Regions from separate parts of the Homo sapiens genome. Here all the other regions are linked to region 4. A link is a contact called in ENCODE Hi-C or POLR2A ChIA-PET data. All regions are on one chromosome and are shown on one strand. The core of a region is the stretch at or near the end of the contact, and the rest is flanking DNA. Distances in the headings are between cores, read along the strand shown. Region 1 overlaps GFOD1 (Gfo/Idh/MocA-like oxidoreductase domain containing 1). Region 2 holds the start of TBC1D7 (TBC1 domain family member 7). Region 3 holds the start of TMEM14B-DT (TMEM14B divergent transcript). Region 4 holds the start of HIVEP1 (HIVEP zinc finger 1). Region 5 overlaps GCNT2 (glucosaminyl (N-acetyl) transferase 2 (I blood group)). Region 6 overlaps TBC1D7-LOC100130357 (TBC1D7-LOC100130357 readthrough). Region 7 holds the start of C6orf52 (chromosome 6 open reading frame 52).

What was found. Hi-C counts contacts between places; a loop is a spot of excess contacts on that map. ChIA-PET counts read pairs that join two places held with the same protein, here RNA polymerase II (POLR2A). Pooled maps may share reads with other maps.
Region 1: a map with no recorded cell type shows a loop between it and region 4 (13-fold over the local background). The contact joins the enhancer-like site here to the promoter of HIVEP1 in region 4. A Hi-C loop is called at or near these places in 3 of 37 single-sample maps with no recorded cell type and 4 of 50 pooled maps.
Region 2: a loop to region 4 is called in a map of CD4-positive, alpha-beta T cell, with 10 times the contacts of the local background. The contact joins the promoter of TBC1D7 here to the promoter of HIVEP1 in region 4. A Hi-C loop is called at or near these places in 2 of 168 maps with a recorded cell type or tissue (CD4-positive, alpha-beta T cell and CD8-positive, alpha-beta T cell) and 10 of 50 pooled maps. POLR2A ChIA-PET finds 5 or more read pairs at or near these places in 1 of 52 experiments (MCF 10A).
Region 3: a loop to region 4 is called in a map of CD8-positive, alpha-beta T cell, with 23 times the contacts of the local background. The contact joins the promoter of TMEM14B-DT here to the promoter of HIVEP1 in region 4. A Hi-C loop is called at or near these places in 2 of 168 maps with a recorded cell type or tissue (both CD8-positive, alpha-beta T cell), 1 of 37 single-sample maps with no recorded cell type and 11 of 50 pooled maps.
Region 5: a loop to region 4 is called in a map of OCI-LY7, with 8 times the contacts of the local background. The contact joins the enhancer-like site here to the promoter of HIVEP1 in region 4. A Hi-C loop is called at or near these places in 1 of 168 maps with a recorded cell type or tissue (OCI-LY7), 3 of 37 single-sample maps with no recorded cell type and 3 of 50 pooled maps. POLR2A ChIA-PET finds 5 or more read pairs at or near these places in 1 of 52 experiments (SK-N-SH).
Region 6: a loop to region 4 is called in a map with no recorded cell type, with 15 times the contacts of the local background. The contact joins the enhancer-like site here to the promoter of HIVEP1 in region 4. A Hi-C loop is called at or near these places in 2 of 37 single-sample maps with no recorded cell type and 5 of 50 pooled maps. POLR2A ChIA-PET finds 5 or more read pairs at or near these places in 2 of 52 experiments (OCI-LY7 and activated T-cell).
Region 7: a map of CD8-positive, alpha-beta T cell shows a loop between it and region 4 (21-fold over the local background). The contact joins the promoter of C6orf52 here to the promoter of HIVEP1 in region 4. A Hi-C loop is called at or near these places in 3 of 168 maps with a recorded cell type or tissue (CD4-positive, alpha-beta memory T cell, CD8-positive, alpha-beta T cell and naive thymus-derived CD4-positive, alpha-beta T cell), 1 of 37 single-sample maps with no recorded cell type and 8 of 50 pooled maps. POLR2A ChIA-PET finds 5 or more read pairs at or near these places in 1 of 52 experiments (WTC11).

The regions. Positions count from the first base shown.
Region 1 is chr6:13,426,615-13,430,408 of GRCh38, reverse strand. The region is part of intron 1 of GFOD1 (Gfo/Idh/MocA-like oxidoreductase domain containing 1); the gene reads left to right. Among named protein-coding and RNA genes, the nearest start is that of GFOD1-AS1, 58 kb to the left of the region's middle. RefSeq lists enhancers at 1,071-1,140, 2,151-2,580. Within about 2 kb of position 2,373, at least 16 of the 41 ENCODE cell types and tissues checked have a DNase peak (open chromatin) inside an H3K27ac peak, as active enhancers do.
Region 2 is chr6:13,326,826-13,331,075 of GRCh38, reverse strand. TBC1D7 (TBC1 domain family member 7) reads left to right here and starts at 2,539. Exons shown (of 8, transcript NM_016495.6): 1 at 2,539-2,780; 2 at 4,170-4,250. The coding sequence starts at 4,178. It overlaps TBC1D7-LOC100130357 (TBC1D7-LOC100130357 readthrough), which reads left to right and starts at 2,539. Exons shown (of 9, transcript NM_001318809.2): 1 at 2,539-2,620; 2 at 4,170-4,250. The coding sequence starts at 4,178. It overlaps LOC124901261 (a long non-coding RNA gene), which reads right to left and starts at 2,461. Exons shown (of 2, transcript XR_007059457.1): 1 at 2,178-2,461; 2 at 1,219-1,351. RefSeq lists an enhancer at 2,194-2,700 and a silencer at 2,334-2,723.
Region 3 is chr6:10,746,252-10,750,279 of GRCh38, reverse strand. TMEM14B-DT (TMEM14B divergent transcript) reads left to right here and starts at 2,696. Exons shown (of 2, transcript NR_187231.1): 1 at 2,696-2,819. TMEM14B (transmembrane protein 14B) reads right to left here and starts at 2,475. Exons shown (of 6, transcript NM_030969.5): 1 at 2,399-2,475; 2 at 1,012-1,078; 3 at 582-658. The coding sequence starts at 1,034. RefSeq lists silencers at 2,446-2,505, 2,461-2,681, 2,516-2,745 and an enhancer at 2,866-2,915.
Region 4 is chr6:12,010,115-12,014,027 of GRCh38, reverse strand. HIVEP1 (HIVEP zinc finger 1) reads right to left here and starts at 1,716. Exons shown (of 9, transcript NM_002114.4): 1 at 1,462-1,716. RefSeq lists silencers at 1,562-1,701, 1,882-2,791 and an enhancer at 3,121-3,665.
Region 5 is chr6:10,530,171-10,534,034 of GRCh38, reverse strand. All of the region lies in intron 3 of GCNT2 (glucosaminyl (N-acetyl) transferase 2 (I blood group)), which reads right to left. Among named protein-coding and RNA genes, the nearest start is that of GCNT2, 11 kb to the right of the region's middle. RefSeq lists an enhancer at 1-33. Within about 2 kb of position 1,519, at least 6 of the 41 ENCODE cell types and tissues checked have a DNase peak (open chromatin) inside an H3K27ac peak, as active enhancers do; they include OCI-LY7, where a contact is called at or near this core.
Region 6 is chr6:13,301,465-13,305,265 of GRCh38, reverse strand. TBC1D7-LOC100130357 (TBC1D7-LOC100130357 readthrough) reads left to right here. Exons shown (of 9, transcript NM_001318809.2): 8 at 79-204. The coding sequence ends at 165. It overlaps TBC1D7 (TBC1 domain family member 7), which reads left to right. Exons shown (of 8, transcript NM_016495.6): 8 at 79-315. The coding sequence ends at 165. Among named protein-coding and RNA genes, the nearest start is that of TBC1D7, 25 kb to the left of the region's middle. RefSeq lists an enhancer at 2,116-2,165. Within about 2 kb of position 1,390, at least 33 of the 41 ENCODE cell types and tissues checked have a DNase peak (open chromatin) inside an H3K27ac peak, as active enhancers do; they include OCI-LY7, where a contact is called at or near this core.
Region 7 is chr6:10,692,498-10,696,525 of GRCh38, reverse strand. It overlaps C6orf52 (chromosome 6 open reading frame 52), which reads left to right and starts at 1,910. Exons shown (of 5, transcript NM_001145020.3): 1 at 1,910-2,032. It overlaps PAK1IP1 (PAK1 interacting protein 1), which reads right to left and starts at 1,554. Exons shown (of 10, transcript NM_017906.3): 1 at 1,457-1,554. The coding sequence starts at 1,540. RefSeq lists enhancers at 1,527-1,906, 1,336-1,938, 1,947-1,996.

The DNA.
Region 1 (3,794 bases), core at 1,124-3,623, 1.4 Mb before region 4:
CTGGAGTGCAGTGGTGTGATCTCGGATCACTGCAACCTCTGCCTCCCAGGTTCAAGTGATTCTCCTGCCTCAGCTTCCCAAGTAGCTGGGATTATAGATGTGTGCCACCATGCCCGGCTAATTTTTGTATTTTTAGTAGAGAGGGGGTTTCGCCACATTGGCCAGGCTGGTCTCGAACTCCTGGCCTCAAGTCATCCACCCGCCTCTGCTTCCCAAAGTGCTGGGGTTACAGGCATGAGCGACTGCTCCCGGCCTGGCTGGATTTTAAAAGCAAGCATTCCTACAGAGTGCAGCTACACAGAAGCTGTGATCACCTTTTATAGCTGACCCTTGGAAGTGACATGGTGCCATTTCCACTGCATATTTTTTCATTAAGCTGGTCCCAAAGATCCATCCAAATTCAAGGGGAAGGACATATATTTCACTTCTTCATCAGGAAGTGGCAAGGTTCTGGAAGAACATGTGAGATGAGAAGTAGTGTGATCACTTTTGAAAAATACAACCTGCCATACCACTCTATACATGCATGTGTGTGTATATATATGTATAGTAGCATATTTGTATAATAATGTATATATTACATATCTATGTAATATTCATACATATGAATATATAAAACTTAAATGTTTTACAAAATAATACTTCCCTTATTACCTAGGGTACACTCTATGTTCTCTTCTATTCTTTTAAGAAAGATGCTCTTTGCCAACCCACTCAGTTGATTTCCTGCCACACTATTGTGTTGTGCCCTGTTCTATTTCTTCCAGATAGCCTTGGGCAAAGGGCTGTTTCTTAGAGCGCCAGTGTCTAGGCTGTGCTCAGGGCACTACCTGACTACGTTTCTGGCCAAGCTTTATGACGTCAGCAGTTCCTGTTGTACTCCTGGTTTTTGGCTAGCAGTAAACCCAAACTTTTCTGTCTGAGAGGACCGTGGAACTCACCCTCTCCCTGTGTCTGAAATTCCCTGAGGTCTTTGCATTCGATAGGCATTCAATTGCATTCAATAGTTTGTCGTTCTTAAAGCAGCAAGCTGGCAGAGCATCCTGGTTGATGGCATATAAACAAACCAATTCATAAGTACAGCCATTATTTCACGTTGGGGCCACACAACCCTTTGACAGCCAGTGTCTGCCGCATAGGAGACCAGCTCCTCCAGGCAGCCTGTGGCGCTGTTTCCCTTTACTGGCAGCTGTGCTATGGCCAGCCAGGGCTTCTCAGCCCAAAATGAGATAGCTCCAGTCTTTTCACTCTCATGAAAAGAACAGCTTCCCACCCATCTTGATTTCTGCTGGGGTCTTTCCTCTTTGTGCCATTTGAGAGCCACCTGGGAGCACATCTTAGTAAATATATGACCTGGGCTCATGTTTGTAGAGTCCTGTCTGAGCATCTAGCAAGCTGGCTCACGTGCTCAGGGACTTGGTACCAATTAAGACATTTATTCCCACTTTTCATATGGTCGAGAAGATGTATGTCCAACACAGTGCTTTTAACTAGGTCAGAGAAAAAGCAGGCGGGAAGCTATACATTTTACAATACTTAGTGGACCTTCTTGCTAGAATTAGTGAATGGTCAGAAAGTCCGCTTCTGATGGAGGGCCAAAGGGAGCTCTTTCAGCTCACAGCCGGGCTGTGGTGTTTGGGGAGGGAAGTTTGAGAGTGGCCGCAGAAGTACAGATGATCAAAAGCAGTACTCCTGCCGCCCGCCCTGGGAGGGGGCCTGGACTCCCTCAGGGAAGGCTTTTTTGGTGCTTTGGGTAGAGAAGCTGGAGATAGCAACTGTTGAATTTCCCCAGGCTTCGTGATTTAAAGCCCTGAGCCTTTTTCCATTGTTGTTCTTGCAGCGGCCTTTAATGTGCTGGGTGTGAAAGGGAGTGGAAATGAAAAGCCAGCGCATCGCATCGCACTGGGGGCCTGAGATCAGAAGGTGATGGAAAATGGAAATGTCAAGTTTGCGTTTCCACTGCTGGCCGCAAGGGCCTCAGGCGGCACCCCCTCCTCCCGCCTCGGCTTTCGCATCCTTCTCACTTCCTCCCCAGCCCCCCAGTTTTCACACGGCCCAGTGATAAGTGTCACTCTGGGCTGAGTGAGGCTCGTGGCTTGTCAAAAGAGGCACTAGGACGAGAACAGAGAAATTCAGCATGGGCTTGAGAGGCACGTAAAGGAACTGGCCTTCTAAAGACACCGCAGAGAGACCGCAAAGTGGGTTGGTTTTCCTTTTCTAACACTGAGAAGAAAAGGAGTTCAAAATTCACACATGGTTGATAGAAAAGACGATCTGTTTCCACATGGACTTTCCTATCTCTGTGGTGCCCAGGATGCTTAGACCTGTGAGTCTTTGAACCCAGCTTGTGTTGATGTAGCTCGGGGCACTGTCAGGCCTTTGTGCCCAGCCAGGCGTGGAGGTGTTTGAAAAGAGAGCCATCAACACCTTTCCATCGGGGACTTGCGATTTTTCTCTTTTGGTTGAGTCAACTTTGAAGTTTAGTAGTTCCTTCCCACGCTTGGTGGCCACAATGTCACGAGGCTCAGCCTGGTGTCGTGGGGCTGCTAAAGATTCCGTAGAGGCTGGAAAGGTGCCTGTCAGGGGCACCAGGAATTACGTACAAGTCTAAGGAAGCTCCAGGCTTAGGAAATAGTGGGATAAACCTTCCTTTATTATCGCATGGGATAATCACATTTGTGAAATGTAGATGTCTCAAATTTATACAAATTGAATTCTGAAAAACATCAGAAAAGTTTATTACAAAGCCTTTTTTTTTGAGACAGGCTCTTACTCTGTCACCCAGGCTGGAATGCAGTGGTACAATCACAGCTCACTGTAGCGTTGAACTCCTGGGCTCACGCGATCCTCCTGCCTCAGTCTGCTGAGTAGGCGGGACTAGAGGTGCACACCACCATGCCGGGCTAATTTTTGTAGCGATGAGATTTCACCATATTGCCCAGGGTGGTTTCAAACTCCTGGGCTCAAGGGATTCGCCTGCCTTAGCCTCTCAAAGTGCTGGGATTACAGGCATGAGGCACTGCGCCTGGCCAACAAAGTCCTTTTTTATCATCATGTTTTTAACTCTTCACAGTTTTCTATGTCTGTTACCTCACTTGAGCCCAGCTGGATTTTTGACCATTTGGATAACAGTTATTGGATTTTTCTGGAAGTCTCTACATGCATGTTCTCTGTTCAAAGGGCTTGAGGTGGACAAGTTATGCATGGCCTTCAGTTTTGGGAAGACTCTGTATGATCCTGATAAATGTAATTTCAAGATGATTATATCAAACTGAAAAAGGTGCATTGTGATCCTCTGTTACCTCAGTTTTGTCCTGTGAGGTCCAATCACACACAACTTCGGAGCCACTGCCCGCTTCCTTGTAGTTTACAAAAAATGCTTTGCCACGCTCATCACAATAACTGTGAGAGAGATATGATTATATTTCTGCTGTGCAGAGGAGAAAACTGAGGCCCAGAGAAGTTAAGTAACCTCCCCCAAGACACAGATATGAGAAAGAGATGAGACTCAAACCCCAGCCTTCTGGCACCAGGGGCATGTTCTTCCACCAACAGACACTGACAGCCGTTGCCAGAACAAGAGAAAGCTGGGCAGAAGTCGACACCTTTGGCAAAGGGCTGCCTGTCCTCTGGCCTTGCTGGTTGTTAGCCCCGCTTCTGCTCATAAGGTCCTGCATTATCCCTCGCTCAGGGGTTGCCTTGCGATGGGCCTGGTCACTCTGCTTCCGCATCCTCAGGGGGCTTGTTCCTTCTGCTTGTCCCAGGTGCTCCCTGGACCTCACCTACCTCGGGTG
Region 2 (4,250 bases), core at 1,290-3,789, 1.3 Mb before region 4:
TCAGGCAGAGGGAACATGAGAAGGTCCCAAGGCAGGGGAGTCACTCATAGTAGCTGAGACTGAGGTACAAGGAGGTAGACCATGAGAAGTGTTGTAAGCTGTTGTGAGCACTTCAGTTTTTCCTTTGAGAGAAATGGGGAGCCACTGAAGGATTTTTTGCAGAGGGATATTTTTAGATTCATTCTGGCTGCAGAGTTGACAAAAGTCTCAAAGTGTTATCTCTTAGGGAAGCTTCCACATATTCTGTTATCAGCTCATCAAAAAACAGAATGGAGGGCAGTTGAAGGCACCCATATTGCTGTCACCATTCAGTGAACAGCAGTCTTGAAAATTGATTGTATGAATTGGAGTAATCTTCATACCCAGCTAAATTAGAGTCCAGAGATGAGGGAGAAGAGAAAGCAGTTGGGGCACAAAGTGCCTGCCCAGGAATTATATTGAAAGCCAGCTGCCAAGGTGACCTGCTATAACCTGAAGACCAGTTTCACCCAGTAGCTGCTGAAACGAATTGCTGTAACTCTAAGACTAGTTTTACTTACCACCTTCTCTCACAAATTAGAGCTTGCCTGTTCCTAAAAACTTTGCTTAGGGTCAATGAGCTATCTTTCAAGGTAATACATAACATTTCTCTAATGAAACCTCCAACCATCTCTTTGTTGTTCTGAAGACCACCCCAGTCTGTGTGTATGCCCTGAACTGCAATTCTGTTTTCCCAAATAAAATGATTTAGAGACTCATCTTTGCATTTTTAATTGATCTTGACACAGCCAATTCACATATATCCCTACTGTGCCACATGCCAGGCACCATGCCAAGCACTTTACATACTTTCTCATTTAACCCTTCCCACCTTCTATATAATCACCATTGGTGATGATTTTATTTTATTATTAATATTTTTTGAAATGGAATTTCTCTCGTTGCCCAGGCTGGAGTGCGGCGGCACCATCTCAGCTCACTGCAACCTCTGCCTTCCGGGTTCAAGCGATTCTCCTGCCTCAGCCTCCAGAGTAGCTGGGATTACAGGTGTGTGCCATCACACCCAGCTAATTTTGTATTTTTACTAGAGACAGGGTTTCACCATGTTGGCCAGGCTGGTCTCGAACTCCTGACCTCAGGTGATCCGCCTGCCTCGGCTTCCCAAAGTGTTGGGATCATAGGCATGAGCCACGGCGCCCAGCCAGCACCGATCACTTTTTAACACACTACATCATTGACTTATTTATTTTAGTTTTTATTGGATCTGTCCTCCCACCAGAATGTCAGTTTCACAAGGTTAGGGATCTTTGCTTCGGTAGCTGATGTATCCTGAGTCCATAGAACAGCGCCTGCACACAGTAAGTGCCCAGCCCTGGTGATGATTTTAAAGACAAGAAAAGGCAATTATAAAAGTTAGTGACCGGCCCAAGGTTTAGATGAAGTAAATGGAACTTGTGTAAGGTAACTTGAAGAACTCTGCTTACTCATGTGAACACTACCCAAGGAAGGTTTAGTACCCCAGTACTGAGGAACTAAAGATGGTGGTGGTAAGGGAGTGGGGAGGGGCATCAGTGTTTGAGTTCAACCACCACACGTTTCTTCATTTTTAAGTTCTGTCTAGCCATTATACACACATTTGTCTGCACTATAACTGGACTTCTGCACTGTTGATAGTCCTAAGTTTCCTTCAAAGCTTGGCATCCGTGTGGCTTATTTGGTAGAGATTTGAACTTTCAAAGGGACGATACCCATCATTGGGGATTTCTCTCAAACCCTGGCGGTTTAAAAACCTACTTGGGCACTGCTGCTCAGCCAGCCCGAGGACCAGGGAGGCAAGCACAGAAATAGAAAGCATTTGTAAGTGTTAGTAGCTACTTTAAAGAGTAACTCTGTTCTGTTAGACCTACTAATAACAAATTAGGAGCTTGCATTTAGCACATCTTTTTTTAAAAAAAAAACACGTTCATTTTTCTCCTATGTTATAGTGTTTTACCTGAGAGGCTGAATATACTAAGACAATGGCCAAATCTAATATAAAAATAGACCTCCAATCCACAACCTGCAGCAACCTGCCCAGAAAACCAGTCAGTTACCTACAATAACCAACCCAGGGAGCCTGCCTGCTCTAAATCAGACTTGCACTCCTCTGCCTGCCTTTTTTCTTCTCATTCGGATGGTCTTCATCTATTCCCACATACCTGGGGTGGGGAGGAAATTAGCAAAAGCAAAACCCGGGTCCTGCACGCAGGCAGCTTAAGTACGGCCCTAGGGCTCGGGTCTTCCCTAGGCAAGAACCTCGAGGGCCGGACACGGGAGTGCAACCCAGGCACGCGCCTTCGGATGGCCAGAGTAAATGGTCGCGAGATTTTGCGGGGTAGCAAGGGGCCGGGTGCCCACGGCGGGAGAAACTACACTACTCTGGAGGCGAGCCTAGCCCTTCATCCCGTCGGGTTTCACAAACGAAGCCAGAGCTTCCTGGAGTGAGGGTGGAGCTTCCTGCCCGCGCCCTCTGCGCATGCGCCCGCCCGGCGCCCGCCCGGCGACCTGGAGTTGATGTCACGTCCGGCGGCGGCGGCAGCGGCAGCGGCAGCGGCGCTGAGTTTTGTCTCCCGGGCCGTCTGGGCGCGCGCGGGTGTCCCAGGTACCCCGCCGCCTCCCTCCTTCCCGCAGGACTCGTCCCTCCTGGCCCTGGGCCCCAACGGTGCCCGCCTGCCCGGCGGTCGGTCAGCGCACAGGGCACGGCTTCCTCTGCTTCTCCCGGACCACTTAGTCTCAACCCGGGTGTGTTTGCACTACTAGAGGTGAAGCATCCATCATAGAGAGAATGGGACCTGGGGTCTTGGACCAGGGTGTTTTTACTTTTCCCATCAGGTGGACGCGCATGGGCAGGAGATATTATTTGCAGCATTTCCTCCTAGAGGACGCCTTTGTCATTGTAGTGCAATCTAAGAATGGGTGTCCTTAGACAACAGGGACCGACCAAATCGTCATGCAGCTGTTTGGATGCTTTAAAAAAATAAATCCCCACACTCATTACGCGTTTTATGCTGCTGACTTTTTTATTTTTAAGACATCTGCTCCCGAAAGCTCAGAGCCCTTTAGCATTTCATTTTCTAAACGAATCCTAATCTTTCCTGTGACTGAATCGGTTCAGAGGATATCTTTTCAATAAGGAAGGAAGCCCTCCCCTGCTCACTGGGGACGTCGCAGGGTTTTTAAACCTAAAGATTTACTCTTTTGTGCACAGACGCTGGAAGCATTTGGGTGAGGCAGTGCAGTGCTTTTTGGGAAATGCATCAGATCTTTTCTGTTCTTGAAACGCCAAATCTAACTTGGTCTTTTTTTGGATGAATTACCGCCAGTATTATGAAGGTTACTGTGAAGGAACTTGAGACCACTGAACTTTTTGAGTTCTTGCGGTAGATTTTAAATCGTTTTTCCGTCTTCAACTCTGACTTTGGGATCACTGTCAATTGGCTACATTCTTTACCCTCTTCTAGTTATAATTTAATGCGATTTATTTGTTGTGGGTTTTGAATTTCGATAGCTACACTTAATAGAATTGTGTTTAAAAGAAAGATAAGTGAGGAACTCGTGGCTTTTTACTTTTATATAACTTAATTTTTCATTTTACAAAATGCCCATTTAAAAAAAAGTAGCTAAGCAAAAGAAAGGAAATTAAAATCATCTAGAATCCTACTATCTAAAGATAACCATTGCTAACATTTTGGAATAGAGTGTTAAGTTTTAAAATACATGAAATTTGTAAAAAACAAAAAATGAAATCATAGTGTATACTGTTTGAGTATAATTTGCTTGACGTATCTTGCCTGGCTTCCATTTCACTTATTTTTTTTCTTTGCGCATTTATAATAGCTACAGAATGTTCTATTGTGCTAGGCACTCATAGGTATAGTGGGAAACCTAGTGCATAAACCTTGTGCCATCTATTTTATCAGCTCAGAGAACTTTTAACTTATATCTTGGTTTTTAGCCAAGATGCATAGGTGAGATAGTTGCAGAACTGAGTTAAAGGAAAAATTTAATATTGGGTCCTATGCAAGGGTACATCATATTGAAAAGGTGGAGAACATCATTGAAAATTATTCTAATTCTTGACTCTTTGTTTCTAGACTCACTTTTCCCCTTCGTCTTTCTCTCCCTTTCTGTCTTTCTGTGTCTCCTCCAAGAATGAAATATGACTGAGGACTCTCAGAGAAACTTTCGTTCAGTATATTATGAGAAAGTGGGGTTTCGTGGAGTTGAAGAAA
Region 3 (4,028 bases), core at 1,447-3,946, 1.3 Mb after region 4:
TCTAATCAGGCCTCATCAACCATGAAGGGCTGGAATTGTGTACAGGCAGGACCTCCAGCAAATCACAAAAGCAGAAGGAAATAGGGCCAGGCAGTTAAAAAAAAAATAGAAGATCAGGAGAATAAGAAGTCTGGTGCAGGGATTGGGGTGGGAATGCAGGCAAGGACTAGGGGGCAAAAACAAGCACAGCCACTGACACACCCCTGCCTGGCCTAATGAGGAAACTTCAAAATACCAGTCTGTGTAGGCCAGAGGTTGACTCCTACTTAAGCCCAGAGATGGCACTTGGGGGTCATGGCTGATGAATGGCAGTCAATGATAATAACAAACTACAACCACCCCTGCCTACCTTTAGATAAAGAGGCAAAAATAAGTAATTCCACAAGAGGCCTGGCTCAGCTTCACCAGATAAGCAAAAGGCAAGGGCAGGAGCTGCAAGACTGACAAGGAAGCCTGCACTCCAGCTTGGGGACCTACAGCAAAGCTGAGTCAAACGAGATTGCTTCTCAGGGACACAGGCACTCACATTTCACTGGAACAACGTGAAGATGTTAAGAGGCTAAGTAACAACAAAACCCTACCTGTTTTTACATAGCCAACGATCCCACCAGAAACAACCAGTGCTGTGTAGCCAAAGCCAAACCAATGCAAAGGCACTCTGAAAACACAAGAGAAGTCAGTGAGAAGTCAGTGCTAACCTGGATTTAAAAACAAACCATATTGTCATAGGATGGGGCTAAAAGGTAATCATTCCCCACAGGTCCTATGTGCCCACAGGTACTATCACTGAAAATAAGCACCACAGAGGTTGGATGACTTTCTGAGAGTCACACAACTAAGCAAAGCTAGAGCTGGGACTCAAACCCAAGTTTCTGGCCCACAGGTCCAGTGATCCTCCCATCCCGCACGCCATCCCAGGCAGTCTACTCTTAGGGTTCTTTTCAGCTGAGGAAAGGAACTCTGGTTTCCAGAAGCTCCTGGCTACTCTCTAACCATTTACTGTCTACTCACAATGGGAAGAGGGGCTTCTCCATTCTTCTCTTCTCAGTCCAGAAAGGAGACTACCCCAGGCCTGCATCTGGGGAAAACAAGCCGGATCAGCAGTGGTTAAAAGCACAGCTCCCCAGCAGTCAGAAAGAAGTGTGTCCAACCTGCAGGCTATGCAACCTAAGTCTCAGTATCCTTCACTGTACCATGAGGATAACACTGGTACCAATTTCCTGGGGGTGTTGTGAGCATTCAATGGATGTCACATGTAAAGGTGCTTAGCACCTAGTAAACCCTGAACAGATGCCGATCATTTCACATAGGTCCACAGGAAACTCAGCAAGATCCACTGACCAGCTCTATAATCAGGGAATGTGTTAGTCATTTCATTAAGCACTCACATTATCACTAAATCGGAAAGCAAATACTCCCGTGCCCTTAATCCAACTACTTTAATGTCTCTTTTGAGGGGTGGTAGGGATGTTGCTTTTCTTCACTGATGCAACAGCCAATTTCAATACTCAATTTTTTTTTTTAGAAACTTCTGCATCCAACTCACAGTTCTCGTTAGGAGGGCAGAAGGGGAGGGTAAAATACACGGAAACTCAAGTCAGAATCACATGTGACATTGCACCCTTGGAAAAACAGCTCCTATTTTCTTACAGAAAAGTATTCTGTATGCAGTGAACCTAACAAGATGGAAAGCAATGCATACGCCGTTTATTCTGTTTAAAGAATTAGGCCAGGCAAAGTGGCTCACGCCTGTAATCCCAGTACTTTGGGAGGCCCAGGCAGGCGGATTACCTGAGGTTAGGAGTTCGAGAACAGCTTGGTCAACATGGTGAAACCCATATTCTATTAAAACACACACACACACACACAAATCGGGCATGATGGCATGCACCTGTAATCCCAGCTACTTGGGAGGCTGAGGTGGGAGGATGGCTTGAGCCCAGGAGGCAGAGGCTGCAATAAGACATATTCAGGCTACTGCACTCCAGGCTGGGCGACACAGCGAGAACCCCTCCCCACCCCCCAAAAAAAGAAAGAATTAATTTCCCATAAAACGGGGAAGGGCAGCGGGCTTGGGATCTTGCCCACAGTTCTTAACTCGAGGCGGCACTGAGTAAGGGAGGCTTTTAAAGAGCTGGAGCAACAAAACCACCAGGAAACGAGGCAACACTATGCTACAAGGGTAAGCCTTTGCCTCAGGAGCTCAGGTGCTCCGAGCATCCACAGCCTCTTTTAAGACAAGCAGAAAATACCCAAGGAGAAAAGCACCGACCACACGGCATAAAGGCCCGCTGAATCGGGGGGACGAAAAGCAGACGGCCGTGAAACTCCTAAATAATCCCTAAAAGTTAAAAGTGGCAGAAAATAAAAACAATACTCTCCAAAGACCTGCACCGACCTGCCGAAGGCCCGCGGAGTCCACTACGGAGCGCAAGCCGCGGGACACAGCAGCCAGGTCTCTCCGGAAACGCGATTGCGTGCGCGCTGCGCCCCGGGGCCGCGGCAGGGCGGGGAGAAAGGCGGGACGTCGTGGCGCGTGCGCAGTGTCCTTGGAGAGAGGTGAGCGGAGAATGGGGACAGTGGGGGCGGGGCTTGAGCCGCGGATTACCAGCACGCGCCCTGCATCCCGGGGGCGGGGAGTGAGGCGGGGCATCGCGGCTAGCGCCGTTGGCGGGGAACCGGGCGGGGAATCTCTGTGCTTCCTCAGTCCCCAGGCCCAGCACCTGCAGGGCCGACCAGCTCCAGTCCCAGGTCCAATCCTGAGTGGCCAAAAGCCGGAAACCCGGAGTTGGAATTGGATCTTGCACAAGCTGGACCACGTAAGCTGGGCCAGGCCAGAGGTGGAGGCCACCGCTGCGGGAGGAGGGCATCTGATGATTTTGAAGGACCCCATTAATAGAGGGTATAAACCAGGTGCGGGCCATCAGGGAGGATTGTCACTCTGGCCCGATCTTGTTTGTTTACACCAGGAAGGGCCTGCCTTCCACCTGCAAGAAAATATGGCAGCTGCAGAATAATGTGGCGCAATGCCAAATATCCGTTTGTTTTAGGGAGTGAGGCTACTTGAGAAGCATCTTAAATGGGGAGAGAGAGCAAGTTAAATCTGATTTCCACGCAGCTCTGTGGATTCCGAATGTCCACAGTATGATGTTATCTCCATTCCCACTTCCGAGCCGCTCCTCTTCTGTGTTTCCTGCACCACCATTCGCTCAGTTGCTCTACACTAAAATTTGCTGTCATCGTTGACTTCTCCCTCTCCTTCATCCCCTACAAGTATCAACATAGACAACTCCGATCAATATAATCATCAGTGAATAAAGCAAATTGCAGCGCATATTCTTAAAGACAAACTTTCCACTTGCAGCAGCACCTACCTTCCAGATAGCTAAATTGAAGCCCGTGTTTATCATAGCTGCTTCTAACCAGCCAGAGCTGATAATAACTAAGAACTTGCAGGAATTGCAGTATGCCAGACCTTCAATTTAATTGAAGACTTTCCTGAACAATTAATGAGACTTGTCTTAACCAGCAGGGAATGGCTTTAGGGACTCATTCTTCCCTATGCAGGTGCAAGCCTCAAACCTTAATTAGGATCATCCACCATGATCCTCGAGCCCTTCCCCACCTTATACTTGAAGAGGCTGAACCTCAGAGAATTAAATTACCTACAGTCCTGGTCACTGGTAGAGCTATTATTTAAAGTAAGGTCTAATGTCAAAGCCTGCGTCCTTAATTCTACCATATGCTGCTTCTTGCAGTGTCGTTCCTCAACCAGAACACATAGCTCTTCTGTGTAGGTAAAGTCCATCAAAACATGTCATAAAATAAATTAAAGAAATTGGTTTCTGCTCTATTTCAATTAGTACCAGAGTAAAACAATCAATGATTTGTGTTTGGGAATATTTCTAGTTGGCATTAACGTTGTTAGGAGATAGCTTAGCTCTTCACTGGGGGCCCACTGAATTATCGGAACCCTGGAACACAAATGTGTCAAAAGGGTGTAATCAAAATTATGTCAGGGAATGTTA
Region 4 (3,913 bases), core at 467-2,966:
CCTTAAGAAAGCCTATATGGGAAGGAATGTGTCTAACATCCCAGTATAAGGTTTTAGAAATTTATGGTTTCATTACAGCAAAGAAACAGAAGGTAAAGAAGGCCACGATTAACTTCAGTATTTTATCCCTGATCTGGCTGTATGTCAGCTCAGCACAAAATTATTTGCAATTTTTAACTACATGGTAAAATAATACAAAAAAAAATGATGGTCTAAGTATTTCATCTAGCATTGTGCTAAGTGATCTATAAAAGATAGGGTTTCTCAGCTCCTTGCTCTAAAGAAACATCCACTATCTAATTCAGGAAGGTTCTGATTCAATAAAGAATTGAGACACAGCTGAACCAAATAAATTGCATGAATGCTTAACTACGTTCGTTGTTAAACTTAAAGCTTTTAAATGGTAACGATATTTGGAAGTTTTTAAAGCGTGAACTCTGACTGTAATCCAATCATGTGATCCCATGGGATCCGGAGCATAAATGTAAAATATGCACATTCCCTGTCCGTAAAGGCTTTCTGCTACCCCGTTCATTGCCTACCCACTGTCCCTAGCTGTCCATCCCATATTTAAATCCTTGTGGGGGGAAGTGGGTATTTCCAAAGACAGCAGCATTGTAGCGACTAGGACGAGTGATAAACCGTTCCTTTACGGGAAAGAAATAAATACTACATGGAGCAAAAACATGACACGATCAAAAAGCGTAAAGACAGTTGCAAGGAGAAAAAACATGAATGAATGTGGAGGGCGGAGCCTGGGAAAACCCCTCTGCAACGCTGCACTGAACAAAGCGCTTCGCATGCCAGGAGGAGGGGGGGAATGGAAGTGCCAGCTCAGGAAGGAGCCTGGAGTGGATGCAGAGAGCTGAGGAGGAGGAGGACGAGATGAGGCGAGCGCGGCAGCCCTGAGACTCCTCCTCGCCGCCTGCTCCGCCGCCGCCCCCTCCCCTCTCCAGCCAGCAACTCCTTCCCGAGCCCGACCCCAAGGCGAGCCCGAGCCGACCCGCACCCCAACCCACCGCCCCCTTCCCAACTGCAGCTGGCGCGCACTCCCAACCCGGAAAGAAACTACCCAGGTGGCCGGGAGTAAACAGGCACTTAGAGCAAAGAACGAAAGGGAAAGAAACCCACAAAGCCGGGAGGTTGGGATGCCGAGGCCTGGTCTCTTTCACCCCCCACCCTCTTGCAAAATGCGTCTGCGGCTGGAAGGCGGCTGGGGAGGCTGGGTCCCTCTGTACCTGCTCGGCTCGCGCGCGGCGAGGGCGCCCAGAAGTGCCAAGGGTCTCCCGCACGCAGCCATCCCCTCTGCAAGGTCGGCGGTTGCACACACACGCACACACACACACACACGCGCGCCCGCACGCCCCCCGCCCGCCGAAGGGATGTGCTCCTGCCCCCCCCCCCCTCCGCCCCGCCGCCCTCCCCAGCTGCAGCGCCCCCGCCGCGGAGCCCGCGCCGAACCTGCTGCCAGGACGCCCGGCGGAGCCGCTGCCGCTGCAGCCGGCCCTGGAGCTGCGCTGCTGATGGCGGCGGCCGCGGCTCGGGATCTCCGCGACCCCCGCGCGGCGGCGGCGGCGGCGCCTGGGATCCCTCCTTCACTTGACAACCCCAAACACAAACATAACCTCCTCCGGCGGCCGCCGCTCCCCGGTCCCCCGCTCCGTCCGCCACCCTGCCGCCGCCCAGCAGCCGCCACGCTGAAGGCCGGCGACTGGCGCTCACACCACCCAGCACTGAAATATTAAACAGGGGAGCGGGCCGGGGGGCGGGGGGGGGAGCGCGGGGCGCGCGGGCGGGGGCCGCAGCCGCCGGGCGGAGGAGGCGGCGAAGCTCGCCGGCGCCCGGAGCCACGGCATGATCGCGGCCGCCAGGGAGCCGGGCAGCCGGGCTGGGGGGCGCGCGCCGCGGCGGGGCGGGCGGACAGACCCTGGGGCCGCGGGGCCCGGGGCGGGAAGGACGGGCGCGGGCTTTACCTCTCCCCCGGGGCAGAGTAGGGCACGTTTAGCGTCTTTGGGGCCGGCGGGAGGAACGCGGGCCGGGCGGCGCGGGGGAGGCAGGGCGAAGGTCGGAGGCTTTCCCGCGGGTGGGCGGGGCGGCAGGGGATCCCCGGGGGCGGGAGGAGGGGAGGCCGCGGGCGGCGACGCGTGGGCGGGGGAGGGGGCGTCCCCGCGGGGGCTGGGGTTGAGGCCGGGGCGAGGGGCGCGGGACGCCCAGGCGCCGGGGCCCAGCTGGGCCGGCGCGGCCGCCAGCTCTGACCGGGTGTAGGGACTGGATGGGCGCCCGGCCCGGCACGAACCCGGAGCCAGTGCCCCGGGTCTCCCCGGCGGGGCGGGCCCCAGACCGCGCCGGCCCCGCCACCTACCCGCCGCTTCGCCCCTCCCCGCCCCGCCCGGCCGAGCCGCCGCAGGGACGGGAGGGGGACGCGGGAGGAGGTGGCAGCGCAGCCCGGGGGGGAGGGGCGGGGTTAGGGACGCGGGGGGCGGGAGCCCTGGGTCGCGACGCCTGGGGAACCAGCACACGGCGGGGGCGGAGGGGCGGGCCCGGCCAGTCACGCGGCCCCGGGAAGGCCTGGCGGGGTCGCTCAGTTGGGGGCGGTTGGTCCGGGAAGAGGGACGGGACGGGCGGGGCCGTAGTTTCTCTTTACCGTCTCTTTACTTTCTACAGCAGGATGTGGGCCGGCCGCTGACGTCATGGGGTCTCCCGGCCCCGCCCCTCGCCCGGGCAGAATGGGGGAGGGGGAGGCGGGGGGGGGGGGGGACCCCAAGGGGGTTTCCTCAGCAACGCGTAGAAGGAAGGGGAAAGTCATTGTGAAACTTAAAACTCATTAACTTTGAAAAACAACTTTTAAAAAAACGGAGGGGGCAGGGTGTTGGTTTGGAGAGTGGAAGGGGACATGTTAACCCTGAACTGAAACCACTTTTTGGTGGCGGATGTTCTATTAAAAGAGCGAGGAAAGCCAAGGTTATTCCAGAGGCCGCTCCAAAGCCCCGCTGGTGCTTCCCAGTGCCGAAGCTGCGAGCGCAATTAACCCCTGCCTGCCAGCCTGACAGCTTATAGGGCCAACCCGGGAGGGGACTTCGGGGACAGAAAAGGGGGGTGCGGGGCTGGTCGTCGGACCGGGCTCCAGGGAAGAGGGGAGAGCGTGAAAGGGGAAGAGGGAGTAATTAGCATGAACCAAGGTGTGACCCCGGCTGCTAGAAAGCAGTAGAGAAAGCAAGGAGTGGAAATCCATGGCAAAGCAGTGAAGAGGGGCTGGACCAGGGTAACGAAGGTTTTCAGGGTTAGACCTAAAGAACGTTCGCAGTTTGGGGCACAGAAATTCCACAGGTCCACCTCAAGAAGCAAAAGTGGCTGGTTTAACGGGCCACCTCAAACTTGAGAGGAATAAGGTGAAACAAAATTGATGCAAAAAAAAAAAAATCCCTGATGAAACTAAACTGGTTTCCCCTTTTAAGGAATAAAAATGCTAAACGACCATACAACCACTAAGACAGCTGGCCATCTGTGCAAACTTGAATTGTTTTGTTCCCTTGGGCTTCCATAACGACGTCTAGGTTTTTCCTGCTGGAGTTGACCCCTAAAATTCCCCTGAGGAAATCGTACCTCTGGCTCATTTGAGCTAAGAAAAGCTCAAACCACCAGAATGGGAATGATTAAAAATGGAATACTCAGTAATGGCGAGTGTGTAGCCAAAAATAATATCATGTAAAGGGAGAAATATGCCTACTACAAAGTAAATTTGGTTATAAAAGCAAAGATCATCCAACTGTGTACATGTACAATTATGTCTAGCATACTAATGCTAACCCTACGATGAAATAATGCAATTTTTATTTTCATTGTGCTATAACCATCTCTCATTTGTGAAATGAAATGATATCCAATAGGTTGCAATCACCAAAAAAGTATATAA
Region 5 (3,864 bases), core at 270-2,769, 1.5 Mb after region 4:
CAAATAAAGTAGAAGCAGGCAAAGCAAAACCAGCAGAGGTGGAGACTCTGCGACATGAGGACGGCCAACGTCTCGGTGCTGCTAGGGCGGCAGAGCCTGACCACTGCACCAGCAATGAGGATGCGTGGTCCACCTCCCCTGCCTGTGGTCGCAGCCACAGGCCACAAGTAAAAGTGATGTTTCAAACTGAGTTAAATAAAATACATTCTTTTTTTTTTTTTTTTTTTTTTTTTTGAGACAGAGTCTTGCTCTGTCACCCAGGCTGGAGTACAGTGGCATGATCTCAACTCACCACAACCTCTGCCTCCTGGTTCTCCTAAATCGCTGAAGCGATTCTCCTGCTTCAGTCTCCCGAGTAGCTGGGGTTACAGGCACAAGCTACCACGCCTGGCTAGTTTTTTGTATTTTTAGTAGAGTTGGGGTTTCACCATGTTGGCCAGGCTGGTCTCAAACTCCTGACCTCAAGTGATCCGCCCACCTCGGCTCCCCAAAGTGCTGGGATTACAGGCGAGAGCCACCACACCTGGCATAAAATACATTCTTTAAATTCATATTATCTGCTTCTTTTTACTTCTTTTAATGTGGCTCCTGGAAAATCTAAAATTTGATTTTAGATCTATGGCTCCCATTATAGCATTCCTATTGGGCAGTGCTGTTCTCCCTTCCCATGAGACCACTTCAGCTGTGAGATGTTTTTCTGGACTAATTTTTTTTTAAATTTTTATTTCTGAGATGGAGTCTCACTCTGTCGCCCAGACGCGAGTGCAGTGGCAGGATCTTGGCTCACTGCAACCTCCGCCTCCCAGGCTGAAGTGATTCTCCTGCTTCAGCCTCCCGAGTAGCTGGGATTACAGGCACGTGCCACCACACCCGGCTAATTTTTGTATTTTTAGTAGAGATAGGTTTCACCATGTTGGCCAGGCTGGTCTTGAACTCCTGACTTCAGGCGATCCACCCAGCTCAGCCTCCCAAAGTGCTGGGATTACAGGCGTGAGCCACCACACCTGGCCTGGACTAGTTACTTTACAGAATCCTAATCATAATCCCTCAATCATGACAATGAATTGGAACAATCTCAAAATGTCCCTCGCACACCTGCCAAAAAAAAAAAAAAAAAAAAGCAAAAACCACAACATATACACATCAACCAGAAGGACCCTTACAACGGAAAATGGCTCAGATCTCCACATAGCCGGAATAATAATTAAACAAGACAACCCTTAGGTTTCTAATTCCCTAACCTCCTACATTCAGCCCTGCCTCAGGTCAGGAAAGAGTTGGCAGGGCTTGCCCGATGTGGTGGCTCACGAGGCTGAGGCAGGAGGATCGCTTGGGCCCAGGAGTTCAAGACCAGCACTGGCAACACAGCAGGACCTCGTCTCTACAAAAGTTAAAGTTAGCCAGGCATGGGGGCACATGCCTGTAGTCCCAGCCTCTTGGAAGGCTTGAGCCTGGGAGGTCAAGACCAGCACGGGCTGGGTGCTGTGTGGCTCACACCTGTAATCCCAGCACTTTGGGAGGTTGAGGCCGTGAGCCGTGATTGTGCCACTGCACTCCAGCCTGGATGACAGAGTGAGATCCAAAAAAAGAAAAAAAAGAGTTGGCAGAGCTGGTCAGGGTCCTCCGGCAGTGTTCCTCCACACACATAACACAGAAATGACTTCAGGGGCTAACTTTTGTTAAGTTTCTGAAAAACATGAATTGGTGCATTTGTTTTCTATTGCTTTGCCAATCTGTTACTGCTAACACGGGGTGTAAAAATCCAGCTCCAATAGATACATCGAGTCGAGAAGTCAGGGGGTTTCCCTTAAGTTTCTGTTGAGTCCCCTGATTAGGATCACAGACTCTGAGAGTGGGAAGGGACTCGGAGGCCATCCGGTCCAATCCTTGAGGTTTCCTCAGCAGCACTTCCCCAGCCCTGCTTCCCTTGGCTTTGCTCACCATTGAGGAAGCTGCCCGTTTTATTCCCAGCTCCATGTGTTCTCATCTCCCACCCGCTGGCCCTAGATTCTACTTCCAAAACGACAGAGTTGGTCTAATTTCTCTTTCCTGAGCAAATCTTTTAATTAGGTAAAGACACCGATCCCTCTTCAAGTCTTTTCCAAATCAATTATCCTTTTTCTTTGTCTTGGTCTTCTCTAAAAAAAAAAAAAAAAAAAAGTGGGGATTGGCCTTTTTACCTCCCTGGCTGCTCTCTTTGGAACTGCTGTGTCAATGTCTCCCCGTATAGTAGGGTGGCCAGACCTGAAGAGTCTACATCCTACTCCAAGCACATGGGAGAGAAGTGAGGCTTTCACTTCCCTTACTCTGGACACTACAATTCTATTTAAACAGCTCTGTGCTTTCCCCACCAGACTTTCCTGAGCCCTAATTTCTTTTGATCACTATACTTCCCCTTCTGGCTCTGAGAAAATCACAGACTTAAAGAGAATTCTAAGCCTATGAAGCTTTGTATGCCAATATCTAAAACAAGCACCTGCAATGGTTTACACCCCTGGCTGTACATGAGAATCACTTGGAAGCTGTACAAATATCAATAGTTAGGTCTTGCCCCAAGGAGGGAAACAGGCCCTGGCTTAGTTATTTTTAGAAGCCCCAGATGATCGTAATGTGCATCCAGGGTTGAACCAGCAATCCAAAGAAACCAGGACTGTGATCTTCATACAGGTTCCAGTTACTTTTTCCTTTGAACTGCAAATATGAATTCTTATTTTGAATTGAACTAGCAGGACTAAATTGGTTCACTATAAACAACTTGAGATTATTCAAAAATCATTTGGAACTTGGACCAAAGGAGAGATGGAATTGATTTAGCAACAATTGAGACCTTATTGAAAGTCAACCTAAAAAGAACATCAGGCTTAGGAGACCTGGTTTATAATTGGTGCATTTGCTTACTAGCTGTGGGATTTGAGCACATCATGTAATCACATTGAAGTTTCTTCATCTATAAAATGGAGGTACTAGTCTAGAAATCTTTTTTTTTTTTTTTTTGAGACAGAGTCTCCGCTGGAGTGCGATGACGTGATCTTGGCTCACTGCAACCTCCGCCTCCTGGGTTCAAGCGATTCTACTGCCTCAGCCTTCTGAGAAGCTGGGATTACAGGCATGCGCCACCACGCCTGGCTAATTTTTGGTATTTTTAGTAGAGACGGGGTTTCACCATGTTGGCCAGGCTGGTCTCGAACTCCTGACCTTGTGATCCGCCCACTTCAGCCTCCCAAAGTGCTGGGATTACAGGTGTGAGCCACTGCGCTCAGCCTAGAAATCTTTAAGGTGCAATAAGGTTTTTTTGTTTGTTTGTTTGTTTTAACTTCTTGAAAAAAAATAGAGACAGTGTCTCACTATGTTGCCCAGGCTGGTCTCAAACTCCTGGCTTCAAGAGATCCTCCTGCCTCAGCCTTCCAAAGCGCTGGGATTACAGGCGTGAGCCACCATGCCTGGCCATGCTTTAGATTTTTGATTCAAGACCAGAAAAGAGCTTGCAAATAAAAAATTTGAAAGTTGTATCTTGCTCCCATTTCAAAAGGATGGGAGCTTCAACAGAGACAAAAATATTATGAAATCTTCAAATTGTCATTCAAATTTTATTTATAATACATATTCCTGATTTTAAATGCGTTGCGCTTAAAGGAGAATAAGGTTTACATTTTATTTATTTATTTATTTAGAGATGGAGTCTCGATCTGTCACCCAGGCTGGAGTGCAGTGGCACAATCTTGGCTCATTGCAACCTCCGCCCCTTGGGTTCAAGCGATTCTCCTGCCTCAGCCTCTCCAGTAGCTGGGATTGCAGGCATGCACCACCACGCCTGGCTAATTTTTTTAGTATTTTTAGTAGATACAGGTTTTCACCATGTTGGTC
Region 6 (3,801 bases), core at 141-2,640, 1.3 Mb before region 4:
TCATGCCACAGCGAATGAGGGAAGACACTGAAGTTGTCAACACTGAAATTTCACAAAGACTGATTTGCTTGCCCACAGATTCCCCAGGACAGCTCAGACGCGATCGTGAGCAAGGCCATTGACTTGTGGCACAAACACTGTGGGACCCCGGTCCATTCAAGCTGAACGCACCCGCTGGTTGTGGACCGTCTGCCAGGCACCACAGTGAGCATTGTGTTCTTGGCATGTGATCTGGGAAACTGATTGAATAATACACTTTTCTTGCTTTGGTGCTCAAAGTGGTTTTTTTCCCCCAATAAAATTATTTAATTGAAATGCCTGGTGTTGCTGTGTTGGCGAGCAGCATCTTGCAGTTACATAGAAATGTAAAGTTCATCTCTGAATAGCATTTCAAAAGGGTTGTTAGAAAATAGCTCCCTGATTTTAAAGCGGTTTAGTCAGGGTGAGTGGGTGTGTTAACCAGCAGTGCATAACTAAGCCTGCCCTGCCTGTCTCTAATTAGCACCAAGCTAGTTACTTTCAAGGTCTGTTTCTAGAATAAGAGTGACTTCCTTTTGTTGACACCTCAGATTTGGCTTTTGTTGATGCAATACGTGTTTAAATCCAAGCCAACTGCCTTCTGAGGCTTCATCTTGCTAAACAGGCTTTAAACAATTCCTTACTCTTTTTTCTCTTTGGGCCAGTTGGAATGAAACCATTATTGAACAAAATGTGTTTGAATTGCTCCTAGGAGCAAGTACTTGTTGGATATTTTGCTGCACTCACATTTTTCTTGATGGGGTGTTAAATGTGGGATGTTAGGGTGCACTGTGCCACGCACTAAAGCAGTGAGAGAAATGGCCGGTGAAGGTGAACAGCTCATCACCCCTGGGCCACCTTGTGCCACGTAAATGGCATGGCCACTCTTCACTGGATAGTTCCCGGCTTTGGGAGTAGTGAGTGAAAGGGGACCCTTTGTTTCACACCGGTTTAGCCTTCAGACCTGCAAGAGCCTGAGTGGTGAGTTGGATTTTCCACCCACCCCCTAAAAGACGAGGGCAGCTATGAACTTATAGAGGTACAATTCTGAGAATTCAGGCCCTCCTTAGTGTGTGAAATATCTGTTGAAAAAAAGTTCAGAGAAAGTGTGAGCTGTTGAAATCTGCTGCTTCTGAATACTAACATATCCAAGAGTATTTAATTTTTTAAAATAAAAATGCACTCCAAAGAAAAACCTTTTAAAGCAAAATTGCTGCCTAGAGTTAAAATTTTAATAAAAAATGACTTATTGCCAACCATTTATGCCGGAGCCAGGCAGGAGCGCTGGTACTCTTAGGGAGCAGGAAGGCTTAGGGGCTGAAGTTCCTCTGACTTCGCTGCTTTGGCTGGAGGCCAGCTGATCTGAAACGAAAGACTCTTACTGTACTGCTGAGAGATCTAAAAATAAATATTCTGCAAGTATATTCTGTCAAACCCAGTTTGGTAAAACCTTTCTGGCTGTAGGGTGTGGGGCGGCGATTTTTTCTTGAAGTTAGTCAATCTGAGAGTTTTTATTAAAACACTGATTGGCGGAATGATTTTTTTAAGGCCCATCCTGAGAAAGTGGTGGATGGAGAGGATGAGCATCCAGTTTCGCTTCATAGCAGAATTTCACTTTGCTGAGAGCTGAGTGTTTTGAAAATGTTTGTGCCTGCTGTCTTGGGTGAGGAGCGCAGTTCCTGATAAAAATACATCCATATGCCTTTTCTTCAAAACATTTTGTCAGGATACTGCAGAATTTTTCCTTCATATATTACAACCCACGGTTCCTGTCACAGACTATTGCGGCTAAAATGTGAGATTCTTCCTCGCCCTTGGAAAGCTGGAATTTAACATGATCAAATTTAGTTTCTGCTCTTTCCCGTCTAGAGATTTGCCTTAAACACAGATGAGAGAAGATCTCAGTCCTCTTGGCCAGGAGAAAGGAAGGCCGAGGAAGGTTGGAGAGTGTGTGTGTGTTGGGGGTGTGGCTTTGGCCTGCTGACAAATCGAATGGATGGATTGCGTCGAGGTATAATTGTGTAGAGGATTGTGTGTACACAGGCTTGTGTGTCAAGGCTGTTTCAGGAAATGAGGTCAGGGTTCATGAGAATGAAGCACTTTCTTTGTTAATGGAAAGTTCGCCTGAAAATTATGAGGCAACACTGAAATCATATGATGCGCTGAAGGAGCTCCGAGGACCTTCTTGCACTGTAGCTCTGGGTATGACAGGCACTTGCCCTGTCTTGAATTGCATAAGTTTCCTGTCATGTGGTTATCACGTCCCTATGGTGACTCAAGGTTTTGGTGTTTTCTGTCTGAAAATGAAGAACCTGGAGGGAAGCCAGTGGGGATGAGGAGGGTAAGCAAAGAGCTTAGATGCCCAGGACCAGATCCTAAAATGAGTCACTGGCTCACATGGCCCAAGTGACAGCGCCTGCTCGAGCTCTGTGACCGTAAGCAGCAGAGTGACATCCCAAGTTCTCCAGCCAAGGCAGCCTTTGGGGAGCCTGGTGAGGGGTGTGGGGTGTGGACAGTGAATCTGCCCGGGTCACATAAGGTCAGCAGCCTTTGTCTTTAGCTGGGTGTTTTGGGTCTAGAAGGGCCAGAAGGTGCTTTCCTCTGCCCTTGACAGAGAGGGAAAGGAGTGTGGGAATTTGGGGAGCAGGAGTTGGTGGCATCTCCTCTGTTGGTGAAAACAAAGAGCCGTTTCTCCTTGAGACTGTGTGCCAAATGAAACTGTCCGTGGCTCTTGGCACAAGCCGTGGCTCCTAGATCAGCTGATGTTCCTCCAGAGCTGGCACCAGTTTGAGTAGGAGGGAGGGGTGATGGATGGCGGTGTGGAGAACAGAGGGTGGTAGTGATTTCTGGGGGACCACGGTGGGGGTGCTGGCCTTTCATGGCTTTCCCGACCAGTCGCCCTTTCCACTTTGGTCCCTCTGTCAGCCTTGCCTTGGGGAGGTTAAAAAGTGAGTGGACAGTTTCTAGATGAGGTGATAACTCCCCATAAGGGGAGCCCCCTCCCAGGGGCTGATTTTACTCCAGGACAATGACAAAGGGAGTTGGAGAATGTCATCAGAGAAGGACACACAAGAATCCTAGAAGCTCATCCTAAGCACAACTCCAAATTGAATGTCATAGCAAGCGCTTAAGGTTCACATCTCCAACTCATACCTAATACTGAGGTTTTCCTTTGCAGTTTACCAGGAACTTACATGGCAGGCACTCGGGACTGCCAGAGCTCACGCTAAGCACTGGCTTTATCACAGAGTCACTTCCTGGTCTTCTCCATCATCCTTTCCTAGAGTCTTAATAAGTAGCAAGCTGGTGCTTGCTGGACATTTTAGCATCTCTCTTTTCCCTGCTTCTGCCTGCCCTCTGGACATAATACTAAGAAGATTTGAGAGGGGGGCAGCAAAGAGGAGAAGCTTTGGAAGATTCACTCCTAAACATCAGGTGGCTGCACGCTATACCGCAGTGGGCCTGCATTCCCACCTCCCGTTTCTCCCTCCTCTGACCGATATGTTTGGTTCATTTGTCTTTTTATTTGTTTTCATTCAATCACAAAATATATGTGAATACAGTCTTAATTATGGGCCAGGTACTGAGCTTAATTGCTGAACAAGACATGGTATCTGCCCTCTCGGAGTGTACAAGCATGCAGGGAAGACATATTTAACAGATAGATGTTTTGTTCCAGACATCTTTAGTAGAAACTCTCAACTCCTGTGCTGCCACACCAGGGAGAAGGTGGACTGAGTCTGTCCAGAAGCTCCAGAGGAAGGGTAGAATTGCTGTGAGATG
Region 7 (4,028 bases), core at 661-3,160, 1.3 Mb after region 4:
CTGATTGGATGAGTGCGAAGCATGACAGCAAAATACACAGACACACACACACACTCACTCACTCCTTAAACTGAAGGAACTGCATCAAAAAGTATTTGCAAAACAAACCGAAAAAGAAAAAAACCCATCAAACTTCTTTGAACATGTGTTACTGCAAATCAGGTCCTTAGTTACAGAAGATACTCCTTCCATCATTTAAGACCAAGGGGGCCTCCTTTGAATCAAGCATTTTTGCGGGTCTGCTATGGCCTTAAATCAAATAATAACCTTTTAAAATTCACATAATGTAGGTTATCTAGGCTATTGCTTAGATTTAGTAGAAGTATAGGGTAATGGTTAAGAGTTTCAAATGTCAGAGACCCTCGGGGGCTCCTGACATTTTGGGGTCAGCTGTGTCAATTATTATCTGTGTGTCCTTCAGCAGTCACTTAACCTATCTAGGACCAACATTTTGGTACTTCATCTGCAAAACGAGAATAACTGCATCCTCCTCAGAGGGTTGCTGTGAGGACTACTGTGTGTCTGGAACACAGTTAAGTAATTTCACTACAAAAAAAAAAAATTAAATAGCATCATCTTTGACTATTCAAAACACATCACTTTTCAGCCAAAGACAAAGAGCAAATAACTGGAGTAGGAAACAAAATAAACGAAAGCAATAGGCCAAGTGATATACTTCCAAATTTTCTGGATAATTAAAGACCGACGCCTTGACTTCATAAAGAAGTACTGTACTCAATTTTCTAGAAAATGCTTAGAATTGCTTCAAGAATAAAAGTGAGCTAGATGTTAGGAGGTCGGATTCCTAGTCGTGAGTATAGTCCTATCTACCTATTTGACTACTGATAATTTATTTGACCTTTTTATCTATTCACACATCTAGTAATATCATATTCTGCTGTAATTTCTCTCCATCTATGCGTCTCCTCAGTCCTCCACCCCTTATGTAGGCAACGTCTCTAAGGCAAGATCCATACCTCCAGCATCTTTGCATCTCCACCGCCCAGCTCGCCATAAGTTCCCAACAAATAATGAATTGGTATCGCTTTACCTATAAGGGATTTATCCTAATCTAGTTCTAGTAATTTGTAAAATTCCAGGGCAGAAATTCAGCAAAAGAGCGAGATCTTCTTTCATTAAATTCTGAATACTGTCAACTTATGGGATCGATCCTTAAATCCACAATCTACGACTCATTTGTCCGTATGCAGAAATGCCGGTTTCCTTTGTGTCCCGTGGACCTTTTGTCTACTAGAAAAGGCAGATATTGCCTCATTTTGATAAAATGTCCATTCTACGGTTTAAAAGGTTAGCTTTTCTCTTAAGTCTCTTAGGTTTGATTCATCAAATCATCCAGTGAACAGCAGGCGCTCCAATGTTCACCTCTGCTGTGTAGGAACCAAACCCGACCTTCCCGGCCCCGCCTCCGACTGTCTCTAACTACGCGGTATCTCACCTCGTGGTCGCCGCAAGCCTCGGGCTCCGGGTGTACAGCGAACCCAAAGAGGACCTGCTCGTAGCAACCAGCGACCAGCTCCATTCAGCAGCGCACGTGCCTCTTCCGCCAGCCCGGCTCAGCCTGGAGGTGACAGAACCGGAAACCAAAAAAAAAAAAAAAAAAACACCTGACTCCTTTCTGCATCGGCGCTCGAATTATACGTCAGGCTCCAGGGCTGCCTTTAAGTCGCCTGTAACGTGGAAACACTTTAAGCGCGGGGAGGTCACATGGATTTTCCAAGAAGAGAATAAGTAAAGATGCCACATGAGGAGGTTCTCACTGCAAGGAGAAAAAAATCGGGGGCAAGCAGGCATATCTCAGGAAGGTGCCAGCTACGCCCGTCTGAAGGGAGCGGGCGGGACATCCTCTGCGAAGCCCTTCATTTCCGTGACATCAGGAGGAGGTGGGGCCGACTTCCGGCCGGTTGCTTAGGGGCTGTAGCGCCGGCAGCGTGCATTGTTGTGGGCTGTGTACTAGTAGGGTAGGAGTTTTTGTTCAGGGACCAGCGGAACGAGGCTTTCTGTCGTTAATAGGGTAAGGAGGGGTGGGATTAGGGTTCGCGGTGACTTGTTCCAGCGGCGCAGCGCTCGCGCTGCCTTGACGGACTCGGAGTGCTAGATGTGTCCGCGTTCCCGTCTGCCCGGGCCAGAACCCCAGCCCTGCACACTTTCTCTGTCTGCTTGTCTAACTCTGGGGCTGTATTGGCCAAGGTTGCGGCACCTCCTGGGGAGGGAGCAGTGAGCCTTCATTTTTTTTTTTTTTTTTTTGAGACGGAGTTTCGCTCTTTTTGCCCAGGCTGGAGTCCGGTGGCGCGATTTCGGCTCACCGCAACCTCTGCCTCCCGGGTTCAAGCAATTCTCCTGCCTCAGCCTCCCGAGTAGCTGGGATTACAGGCATACGCCACCACGCCTGGCTAATTTTGTATTTTTTAGTAGAGACAGGGTTTCTCCATGTTGGCTAGGCTGGTTTTGAACTCCCGACCGCAGGTGATCCGCTTGCCTCGACCTCCCAAAGTTGCTGGGATTGCAGGCGTGAGCCACAGCGCCCGGCCAGAGCCTTCATTTGAGAGTTGGGAAAACAAAGTGAGCCTGAGCAACATATTTTGATGCCGTCTCTACAAAAATGTTATAAATTAGCCCAGCATGGCGACGCCCGCCTGTGGCCTCAGCAACTCGGAAGGCTGAGGTGGGAGGATTGCTTGAGCCCAGGAGGTCGAGGCTGCAGTGAGCCGAGATCGCTCCACTGCATTCCAGTCTGGGGGACGAGCCAGGCCCCCTTTCAAAGAAAAAAAAAGTTTTATTTAATAAGGTTTAGAGATTCAGGTATGTCTTAGACATTACAGCTTTCCTACAAGCTCCCAACAGAGTAAATCTTGGTTCGTATAGTTCTCATAAACACCGTAGTAGGTCATTTGGTAAACAAGATGCATAGTCCATCCTTCTCAAATCTTCAGCCTCCATTTCAAGTGCGATACAGTGCTTCAGCGCTTAGACCCTTTTGTTTCCAATAACTTTTCTTCTCTGGTGTTCTGAATTGTTAGTACGTGTTAATAGAGGCTAGTTTGGGTCTTGCAGAAATGATTTCATTTGGGATGCTTTGGTTGTCACTGCAGTGCAGAAAAGACCTTGTTATTGTTAGAAATAGATAATTGGTGACACGAAGAAAAGTCAGCATGGAGACAAAAGATCTCTCAGCAAGGCAATTTTTACTTTATGCAGAAAGGGTGCTCAATTGCAGATGGAACGATGGTGAGAGCACTCCTGAACAAAGGAAAAGCAGACATATTTGTCCCTTACGCCTTTGGGTTGTCCTTACTGCTGTGTCCTGCATCCGTTGGCTGGGGCTGGACCTCATAATCTTAAACTGATACCCGATTTGCTAAACAGGCTGTGAGCTGGAACGTGCCTGGGCCTGTGAGCATGTCCCGCAGTTACATACAATAGGGCTTAACAGAGTTATTAGCACAAAGCAAGGAGGCTTGAAGTAAGTTAGTCTTTAAAAGAAACTATTGTTTCTAACATTTATGATTTATTCTTTAACAAGAAGGGAAACTTTGAAGAGGCAACTTTTTACTTTCTACGTCATCTGCCAGCTTTGTCCACGCCAAATGTAAACACTTCTCAAGACACTGAAATGCTGTTGACAAACTAATTCTCAGTCTAGTGGAAATCCTTGTATTCATTCACTCTTCCAAAATCTTTCTTGGCTGGGCACGGTGGCTCACTCCTGTAATCCCAGCACTTTGCGAGGCCTAGGCAGGCGGATTGCTTGAGGTCAGGACTCTGTCTCAAAAAATAAAATAAAATGGCCAGACGCAGTGGCTCACGCATGCCTGTAATCCCAGCACTTTGACGAGATCAAGAGATCGAGACCATCCTGGCCAACATGGTGAAACCCCGTCTCTACTAAAAATACAAAAATTAGCTGGGTGTGGTGGTGGGCGCCTATAGTCCCAGCTACTCGGGAGGGTGAGGCGGGAGAATCGCTTGAATTAGGGAGGTGGAGATTGCAGTGAGCCGAGATCCCGCCA